Regions from separate parts of the Homo sapiens genome. Here region 1 is linked to region 2. Evidence: read pairs that join two places in POLR2A ChIA-PET (ENCODE). Cell type or tissue: OCI-LY7. All regions are shown on one strand. Each heading gives the region's core, and the rest is flanking DNA. Links, peaks and the distances in the headings are about the cores only.

What was found. ChIA-PET counts read pairs that join two places held together with the same protein. Peaks named below come from ENCODE experiments on the same cell type or tissue, not always from the same donor. Only the 100,000 strongest peaks of a DNase experiment are listed, where the experiment ranks them.
Region 1: POLR2A ChIA-PET joins it to region 2 with 46 read pairs; 4 of 35 experiments call an interaction of 5 or more read pairs at or near these places.

The regions. Positions count from the first base shown.
Region 1 is chr6:90,313,000-90,318,382 of GRCh38, reverse strand. All of the region lies in intron 1 of LOC105377891 (a long non-coding RNA gene), which reads right to left. Among named protein-coding and RNA genes, the nearest start is that of MIR4464, 2.9 kb to the right of the region's middle. In OCI-LY7, for the core only: no CTCF peak of the experiment used is centred there; DNase peaks (open chromatin) are centred at 2,248, 2,602 and 3,662; H3K4me3 peaks cover 1,388 bases; H3K27ac peaks cover 4,562 bases.
Region 2 is chr6:90,373,249-90,378,631 of GRCh38, reverse strand. No RefSeq gene overlaps it. Among named protein-coding and RNA genes, the nearest start is that of MIR4464, 63 kb to the right of the region's middle. In OCI-LY7, for the core only: a CTCF peak has its summit at 3,114 (motif pointing right); DNase peaks (open chromatin) are centred at 1,751, 2,761 and 4,071; H3K4me3 peaks cover 3,484 bases; H3K27ac peaks cover 4,656 bases.

The DNA.
Region 1 (5,383 bases), core at 227-5,226, 60 kb after region 2:
ACACAAGCTATGAAAACCAGAATATATGAAACATAGTGAAACACATTTCAAATTTGTTCTTACCTTTACAAAAATTCTTTACATAAACTTTGAAATAGGAATATCCCATTCAGCATGTAAAAAATCAGTGGGGCCAGGCACTCTGGCTCATACCTGTTATCTCACCATTTTGGGAGGCTGAAATGGGAGGATTGCTTGAGCCCAGGAGTTGAAGGCTGCAATAAGCTATAACTGTGCCGCTGTGCTTCAGCCTGAGCAACACAGCGAGACCCTGTCTCTAAAACAAAAATGAATTAAAATGAAAATATCATTGGATTTACTGGCAGTATTCTTTTTTTTTCTTTCTTTTTTTTGAGACCGAGTCTTGCTCTGTCACCCAGGCTGGCGTGCAGTGGTTCAAATGATTCTCCTGCCTCAGCCTCCTCAGTAGCTGGGATTACCCACCAAAGGGCCTGGCTATTTTTTGTATTTTTAGTAGAGATGGGGTTTCACCATGTTGGCCAGGCTGGTCTTGAACTCGTGACCTCAAGGGATCCACCCACTGCAGCCTCCCAAAGTGCTGGGATTACAGGCATGAGCCACCATGGCCAGCCAGTAATATTCTATTTATTGATCTAGGTGCTGGTTATATGGATGTGTTCACTTTGAGAAGATGTATTGAACTGTGAATTTGTGCTCTTCATAATAAGTATGTTATATTTTAGTAAAAAGTTTACCTAAAAATTCATTAGATTTATAATCCCATATGCATGCAACTTTTCATGGATGAAAAATTGCTGTATCTTTGTAGGTGGTATGTAAGAAAACTAAACAAGGAAGGAAAAAAGGAACAGGATAGAACCAGCTTCTGAAATACATGAATGAGGCCACGTGAGCTGAGAGCAAAGGACCAAGTTGGAGTAAAGCATAACCCAATGTCTATAAGATGGTGTAGCCATCCAATATGACCATTTTTAGGGTAAAGTCAAATGTCAGAGTTGACCATTATTATTAGTCCCCTTTTAAAAGAAGACTAAGGGAGAGGAACTTCACACACCGGGGCCTGTCAGGGGGTGGAGGGCTAGAGGAGGGATAGCATTAGGAGAAATACCTAATGTAGATGACAGGTTGATGGGTGCAGCAAACCACCATGGCATGTGTATACCTATGTAACAAACCTGCAGTTCTGCACATATATCCCAGAACTTAAAGTATAATAAAAATGAAATAAAAGAAAACTAACAAGCCGGGCATGGTGGCTCACACCTATAATCCCAGCACTTTGGGAGGCCGAGGAGGTTGGATCACTTGAGGCCAGGAGTTCGAGACCAGCATGGCCAACATGGTGAAACTCCGTCTCTACTAAAAATACAAAAATGAGCTGGGCGTGGTGGCACACACTTGGAATCCCAGCTGCTTGGGAAGCCGAGGCAGGAGAAGCGCTTGAACCCAGGAGGTGGAGGTTGTAGTAAGCTGAGATTGAACCACTGCACTGCAGTCTGGGTGACAAAGCAAGACTCTGTTTTAAAAAAATAAAAAAATAAAATAAAAGAAGACTAACAGATAAAGATCCGACCTGGGGCATGAAGCAACGTAATTTTTCTCACAAGAAGACTGGAACTCTATTTCCAGAAATAGTGTGAAATCACAGAACCCAGGACTTGGATATAGAACTGGCCACTTATTAGCTGTATGATATTGGGCATATTTAACCTATCTGAGCCCTAATCTGTTCATCTATAAAAGGGAGACAATAAAACCTACCATGTGGAGTTGTGAAGATTAAGCAAATAATATATATGAAGTGCTGATTCACTGTCTAGTTTAAATAACAATAATTATTGTTCCTGTTCTGTCCATTAAGTGTAAATACTTTGAAGAAAAAATATGCCTCTACTTGGAATTATTTAAGTTTGTTTAAAGGCAAAATTGAATGTTTTGGTCAAAAAAATCATTTTATTTTTCCATGGTAGCACTAAACACATTTTTAGTACCAAAAATGATTTCTACATGCTGAAAGAATGTGATTTGGTGTTTTTCCCTTCTAGTTTTTGAATATAATGCAGTACACGTAGCTAAAAGGCTTCTAAGTGGGTACTGACTGTTGATGCTTACGCTCTCCATAGTTAATATAAACCCTGGATTTACATGGGCTTCAATTTCCTTTACAACAGTTGCCTGAGTAGGATTTATCACCCTTGTCCTGGTGCACTCGGGAGGATAGACAAGGTGAAAAGAACAGCCTAGCTAGTTAGACTGTCTTAATGTGAAAGTGTCTTTGAGCAAGCACTAGCTTTAATTTTCCCTCCCAAATCAAAATATGATGCAGTTGTGTTTACACAGGGCTTGCATCTAGATCTTGACTTTACTTGTATATACTTACCTAAATGCTTAAGTATTTGGGATTTCCCCCTATAAATTACCTCTGTGGTAATCATACGCTGTTTGAGTAGCATCAAATAGGTCCACATCTACAAAAAGCTTTGTTAATTTAAGCAGAAGTCTGGTAACATAAAAACCCTTTACAATAACATGGAGCCCAGATGAAACCCACAAATGCAAGTTTAGAGGTTGAGCGATACTCCCTCCTTCATTTGCCCTGCTGCTTTGATAGTTGAGACTCGGTGAACCGGAACCAAATTCACAAGGGGCAAGCTTGCCATTTCCAGTCTCTTAGATTAAATTGAAGTCTTGTTTTTAATTTCATTTCCTTTTTTATTTAAAAAAAGAACTTGTTATTCACTTTTCACAACTATGCTAAAATGTAAGTTAACTGTCCCAGTGTTGCCTCTCTGCCTGGTTGCTCATTGGATAAAACACAAATGTATTATCAAAAATAGCCTTGGTGCAGGCAGCCCAGCACAACCATTACAGTTAGCTGAGGAGGACTCTAAGGAATGACATAACCAGTATCTGGGAATCCCCTACGTGGTGTTATACAAAAAATCATTAACATGTTTATACTCAAGTCCATTTCAGGTATTGGAAAAGAATAGCTGGGGTTTACACTATATTTTAAAGAGAAAATTATTGGGAAAATAGAATTAATCCTTGAGTTGAGCAAAGATTCATTGCCAACAGTTTTCTAGTTTTGAACCTTGACTCTGTTATTGATAGTCCTTGTCATTCTCAGCAAGTTTTTGAGCCTCAATTTTACCATCTATGACACAGGAATAATACAAGCATGCTTTATTTTCTGCAGTTAATGTACCTGTGAAAACTTGTGTGAATTGAATTGTGGAAAATAAAATTACAAGCTTTGAATATATTAGAAAAAATCAATATTTTAAGAAACCTCAAGATGAATCCTTTTGTCAAGTGAAGAATCTTCTTTATACCTTATTTTTAAAAATAAACCCAATTTTAGTATTATATTTTTTAAAACTAGAACACATTTTAAAAGGGAAAGAATGGTGATTTTTGTGGTCCTCATGGCCATGGGCTTCCCTCTCCTCTTGGAAGGTTTCTCAGGAACCACCTTGCTCTGCTCAGCTCCTTGCCGCAGTGCTGGGTTGGGAAGGTAAGGTGGCCAAAGAAGGGTCTGTGCTTGCAGGATGATTCCTCAGGCATTAAAAACACTGTGTGTTACTGAGAGGATTAAGGGAATGGGCAGTAGAAACCAGCGCTGGGGAGATGGAAGGTAAGAAGAATAGGCGGACTTAGGGCTGATGAGGAAGTTTAAAGCAGAACTGGTAGAGTGCTTGATGTGTTTGAGAAACAAATCGTTGCATGTGATTTAGATGTGATGAATGGAGAGTGACTGAAGGTTGGAGGTAGAGGTAAGGGCCAGGTTACACAAAGCCTCATAGACCAGGATATGATGGCTGTCCTTTATCATAACCTCAGTGTGAGACCCTGTAGGGGCTCTGAACAGAGGGGTGACATGACACCATTCACATGTTAGAAAAATCTTTTTACTGCTAGGTGAGTATGGGTTGGACATAGGAAAGAGTGGAAGCAGAGACTGTTTAGGAGCCAGTGCACTTGCAGTAGTAAGGACAGGAAAGTCTACAACCTGGATGGAGATGGATAGCAGTGGACAGGTTCTATAAATGGAATTTGAGGGTAGAATTATCAGGTATGGCTGAAAGATGGAATATGCGGCAGTGAGGGGAGGAGGGAGCCAATGATGACTCCTAGGTTTCTAGAATGAGTGACTGTGTGCCCTTCACTCTTCCCTTATTTCTCTATAGTCTTTTGGATATAATATCATTATTTCTGTTACTCCAGCTGTCACTCTATTCACAGCTATTCTCCAGCTCGAACCTCCCTTCTGAGTTTCAGACCCATATTTCCAACTGCCTGCTGCACATCAAATGCAATATCCCCTTCTTCATCACCCCCGTGCTCAAAAACTATGAATGCTTCCTAATTGATGAAGAAATTGAGAGCAAAGATCCATGTCTGGTACTCAAAATCCTCTGCCACATAGACACCAGCTCATTTTAGGAGCACTGTCCACAGAAGTGGCATGACATTGTGGGAAAGAATATGCAGAAGGGGATGGGTAGCATCCGCTTGGGTTGGACATGAGCACATTGAATATGGGGCTGTGCCTGGATTATCCAAGGAAATGAAGAGCTGCTCCTCTTTAAGAAGGCTTTTCACAAAAATACTGTTCATCTTAGAATCAGACGCATCCCAGTTTATAATAGGTGTCTGAAGGAAAGTCTAGTGGAAATTGGCTGCTTTTGTCTGCCCAACACCCCTCTGTCCCTTAAGATGGAAATGTGCCAGTCATAGTTTCTGTCTCTCTTTCCTTAATGGCAGTTCCATGGCATAAGCATGTGACCCAGCAGGGCCACACAAAGGCCCGCCAGAGGTGTGCATATGGACCCTGGGAGAGGAAGTGTTGTTGCCCCTCCCCAGAGATGTGGAGCATAAGGACCTGCAGTAAGGAGCCTGGAGCTGCTGGTGACCACCTTGCCCTTCACATGGCGAGTACCAGCTTGAGTATGAGACCAGCAAAGAGGAAAATGAAGCTGAGAGAGTGTCAGGGACCCCAGATTTGGCAGTCACACTAGGCAAATAGTGACTATAAGAATGGTGGCTTGGAGGGAAATGTGAAACATTCCAGCCCACTGTCCTCATCACAAGGAGTCAATGTTTCATTTCCCCTAAACCTGCTCCTTGCCTTTGTGGTGCTCCTTGTCCACTGCTATCCACCCCAGCCCTGGGCCTCCACTCAAGCCAGGGTAGGGGCCACTGAGGTTTCCTTACCTCCCACCTCACAGGCAGGCATCCATGTAGGCAGCAGTCCTGGTTTCTCTCTGGCCATTCCATGCATCCCTACCACACTAGGGCTTTGAGAAGCATGCATGACTACTCCACTACCTCTGCCCCCTCAATCACCAAACTGCGCCCACCCTGGGTTCCCAGTGGATTACTTCAATCCTAAACAGAA
Region 2 (5,383 bases), core at 212-5,211:
GTGAATTTCCACAATGTTATATATTTGATAGTCTATATATGTGTGTGTGTGTGTGTGTGTGTGTGTGTGTGTGTGTGTGTGTGTGTATATATATATATAGTCAACATAATGGAATAATTTTCAAATGAGAATAGACATCTAAATCCTAAATTAAATGATGGGAAGGATAACCCCTTAATGCTAATTCATAATACAAAAAATTCTAGTTTGGGTCAGACATTGAACATAAAGAGAATATAGCACAGTGGTTAAAAGTGCTGGCTCCAAAGTTGGACAGTGTAGATTCAAATCCTGGCTCTGTTACATGTGGGCATGTAAGCCAGGGTGACATATTGAGTTCTCTGAGTCTCAATATCTTGGTGTATAAAATGAAATTAATAGGCTGGGCACGGTGGTTCACACCTGTAATCCCAACACTTTGGGAGGCCAAGGTGGGCAGATCACTTGAGTTCAGGAGTTCAATATCAGCCTGGCCAATGTGGTGAAGCCCTGTCTCTACTACAAATACAAAAATTAGCCGGGTGTCGTAGGGGGTGCCTGTAATCCCAGCTACCTGGGAGGCTGAGGCAGGCGAATCCCTTGAACCTAGGAGGCAGAGGTTGCAGTGAGCTGAGATCACACCACTGCACTCCAGCCTGGGAGACAGAGGGGAGAGTCTGGAAAAAAAAAAAAAAAAGAAGAAGAAGAAGAAAGAAGAAAGCAAGCAAACAAGCAAGCAAGAGAAAATAATAATAGCTACCAGGAAAACTTGTTGAGTTTAACACATGTTAAGTGAGAAGGAAGGAAGGAAGGAAGGAAGGAAGGAAGGAAGGAAGGAAGGAGAAAGAAAGAAAGAAAGAAAGAAAGAAAGAAAGAAAGAAAGAAAGAAAAGAGAAGAGAGGAGAAGAGAAAAGAAAAGAAAAAAAGAAAAAAGAAGAAGGGGAAGGGGAAGGAGAAGGAGAAGAGGAGGAGGAGGAAGAGAAGAAGAAGGAGGAGGAGGAGGGGAGGGAGGGAGGAAGGAAGGAAGGAAGGAGAAAAGAAAAGAAAAAAATAATAGCTACCATGAAAACTTGAAAATTTGTTGAGATAACACATGTTAAGTGTTTAGAATAGTGTCTGGCATGTAATAAATGCTCAATAAACATTAGTCATTGTTATTATTATATGGACACTTAAAAGCACAGAATTGCAATAGGTACATATCAAAGCCTCTGAGCTAAAAACATACACAATTCACTCTGATAAATAGGCCTTTTACAAGCCCGACACTTGGAAAATGTCTATTTTCCATCTCAAAACATGTTTAACGAGGATTCGTTCTGCAAAATCATCCCATGTAATATGCTAGGTAAGTTGTCCTCCTTTCTAACAAGAGCAAGCACCAAGAAAACAAGGCTGAGGATAAGGTTTCCCGAAAACAAACCCCATAATTTGACCCTCTTCAACCCAAATAGTTGGCCAGTGGCTCCTAAGGAGTTTCTTTATGACATCCTGGACATGAGGCCAATGGCTTTTGAAGCAGCAGCTCCTATTCTACAGCTATACAGTAAGGTTAAAAAAATAATAAAAATTTTAAAAATCAAAAACTTTTAAAAAACACTAATAATTCAATATTGCATTTAAATTAATATTTTAATAATCATTTCAGTATCTACATTCTTGTGGAAAATAGAACACATATGTGTCAGATGGTTATTCATTAAATCATTTCCAAATGCTAGGACCCTTGTAATCAGTCCAAGTGCCCCCAAGGTCTGGAGCTCATACATGGTGAAACTCCATGCTAGAACACACATACAGATTTTCTCAGCCATGGCTCTCCTAACAGGATTTTTTCCATGTTGTGTTTAATGATATCCTCTTGCACTAAGATCACAACGTTTTCCCCGAGAGTTTTATGTTTATCATGGGAAGTCATTGTAGAATGTGTGTACAACCCACAGATGACACTGTGAAGGCCTCCCAGCACAAGGGAGACTGATTCCTTCAAATATACCAATTCTGTTTGCGTTCTTGACTGTGGCTTCTGACTTCTTCCTTCTGATTCTATCAGATCCCTTCTGGAGCTGGTCCTAATTGCTTTTCACAGAGGATGCAAACTGGAAAGTTCCTACCTATTCAGCGAAGGCACTCCAAGTCCTGGGCTCTTTTCTCCTCGGGGGCAAAGATGAGACTTCTCTTCTGTAGAGATCACAGGTGCATCTGTACAGGTTGGAGTGCTCCCCCAACCCTGGACCCCTAGGAGCAGCCGTGATTTGTGACACAAGGCCCCACCCGTTGATCTACTCTTCACACAGCCGTGGAGAGCCAAGAACTGGGAGGGAGGTGAGTCAGTGATGAATTTTTCTTGAACAGCAAAGACCAATTGGTGGTTCGCCTTTTTAGTAAATTCCAAGATTCTGGAGTCATTTAAGTCCAAAGGGGAAATTTGTGAGACTGGGGGAAGGGGAAGTAGTGAGAAAATAGAAGCAACAAAAATATGCCTCCAGTGTTCTCACTGCTCATTAGACCAGCACAGAGCCAGTTCTTGTATGGCCTGAATAACTGGTACTTTTTATAAGCAACTGAAGAGCTATAAAAAGCTTAACATTTAAGAAAACAACAAACAGCTGTGGCTAGTGAGCAAGGAAAATCTGAAGAGTGAGCCTGTCTGGGTGGCAGGAGGTCACACTGCTTCATGAGGAAGTACTAAAACATCACTAACATTTGCTACATCAGTGTGTTTCCCTGGTTGGTCACACTTCTCCTTCCCCCCACCTCAGCCCCACTCTCCTATCAAAATAGAAGAACAAATATACGTCACCAGAATGCTCAGCAATTATTTCCTGAAAACAGCATTTCTTTTACATGCGCTTAATCATGTGTTAAGCAGCGGTACACACGAGGGGATCCTGATCAACAGAGTGAGCAAACACCCATGTGTGAGTTTGGTTCCCAATGCATTTGGGCTGAGCCTCACTGACCCGGGACCCCTGGGCTTAGTTCACGTGCACCTTGAGGTTCTGCACAGCTGCCTTTCCCTTTAACGGAAAATGCCATCTGCAGGACCAGAGCTAGCAACAGGCAGCAATAGCTCTCCCAACTTCCTCTCATACTAATCCATAATAAGCTCAATGATAAGGCAATTACCAGTGGGAGGCAGTAAGGTAAAGTGATCAAATATATCGGCTTTGGCTTCTCAATTCAAACTCTAATGCTTACTACTGGGTGACCTTGAGCAAGTTAACTAGCCTTTCTGTGCATTAGTTTCCTTAATAGTAAATAGTAAGTCAAAATTATCTTCCTCTGGCCTTCAGCTGAGTCTTAGGTGGGCTTGTTAGACAATGCTCTAGGCTGACTTTGAGAGGCACACAATCATCTTTCCTTATTTCCAAGCTTTAGATAACTTTTCTTAACAGCACATAATAAATGTCACTTGGGACAAATAGAAAGTGAACAAGAAAGTGGTAGGCCTGAATTCAATCATATCAACAATTACGTTAAATGTAAGTGGACTAAACACTTTTAACAAAAAGGAAGAAATTGTCAGAGTGGACACAGAGCAAAATTCAAAACTAATACATTTCCTATAAGAGATACACTTTAAATGTAAAGATTCCAATCAGTTGAAATCAATTGGATGGAAAAAAGATACGTTATGCAAACAGTCTATATAGGAAGGCTGGAGTGGCTTTCATAATATCAGATAAAGCAGACTTCATTACAGAGTTTTGCCAGAGGAAAAGAGGGGCTTCTCATAATCACAAAAAACATGACAATTACAGATGTATATGTACCTAATAACAGCTTCAAAATACACAAAGTAAAAATTGACAATCTAGACAATTTACAATCACAGTTAGAGATTTTACTCCCCTCCCATAGCAATTGACAGAAAAACTAGACAAAATATCTGTAAAGATGTAGAGGATCTGAATAACACTATTAATAAATATCAGCTGCTATAATTTTCTCTTTCGTTTGATTCACATCTTCAGACATCTGCAAAGCTGCCAGTTCTGGCCCTCTAGACTCTGTGAGGAAGCCACTAAGGCCACTGTCCCTTCAGGAGACACAAACACATGGATGGCATCATGCTGCAGGAGACTTTCAGAGCTTAGTCTATGGAGAAAATGCTGAATGGTGCAAGGCTGCATCTTTTTTCCTCCTGAACCTGTTTCATATGAATCGATTCTAGGATCACCAGTCTGTCCCCACAGTCATCCTGCCATCTGCTAGGCTTGGTAGCTGTTGCCGGAACACTTAGGATCCTTCCCTAAGATGTCTAGAGTGTCGTCACAACAGATGTTTAACCATCAAATTCCACACATGTTGCCTAGGGCAAGTCTTCCATATGAGGACAATGCTGGAGGTCATGTGGGATTTAAGAATCTTTGAAAGTGTCCATAGCAAACGAATTTATTATATTTTGGCTCTGTCTTTTAGGTGAATTCTAAACAAATATAGCCCTCATTTATCTTTATATCCTTTACCAACTACTCTGATCTAATTGAAGTTTGTCTTTGAAGGAAAAAAATAATTGACAAAAAGTTCGTCCTTTTGAAGAGTGTGAAAGATGAGGTTTCTCTTTAGAAATCTTTTCTACCAAGGGCTGTGTAGCTACATTGCAGTATTAGAGCCTCTGGGGAATTATATGTGTGATACAATGGCCTTCTTATCCCAGGTGAATTGGGCAAAGGCTTCCCCAAATAACTTATTTTTCATTCACTTGAGACACATAAAGTTTCAGTTAAAGGATATGCACACAGAGAATTTCACATTTCCAAGTTTTGTGGCTTCTGTATGTTGGCATCTCTAACCACCATCAATCCCCTTTCCAGAAATTCCACTCATCCCAGCAGCCGTTACCAGGCTGAGGCCACAATGGAGGGCAAAAGCTAGGGGGTATGAATGTGGGCCATTAGAGGGGCCTTTGCAAAGGTTCTCTTTAAGATCCATAATTTAAATGGATACCTTTTGTCCATTCAGGCACAGATGGGGATAACAAAAGATCATGGCATTAATGAGGTAGAAAAGCCATTTCTGAATTGCGAGGGCTCTAGTCTCAGGATGGCCTCCTAACACAGCAGCACTCCCAAGAAAGAAGTGCCTACTACATTTCAAACCCTTCAACTTTAATCTCGTCGACAATTTTCATGTTTTCTCCTTAAAAAGCATTATGAGCATACACCTCCCAAATGACAGTACCAAAACCTAGTCAGCTACAGAAAGCTTGGCCATTGATAAGATATATTTCCCCTTCAAGAACTTGTTCACCTGGACTCTTCCTCCATGGATATACCATTAAAAATATACAATTCTAATATTCTCCACTTCTTTAAGAGAGTATTATACTTTACTGACCAAAAGGAGAATCCAGATGAGTATTATGTTTTACTGACCAAAAGGAGAATCTAGATCATCC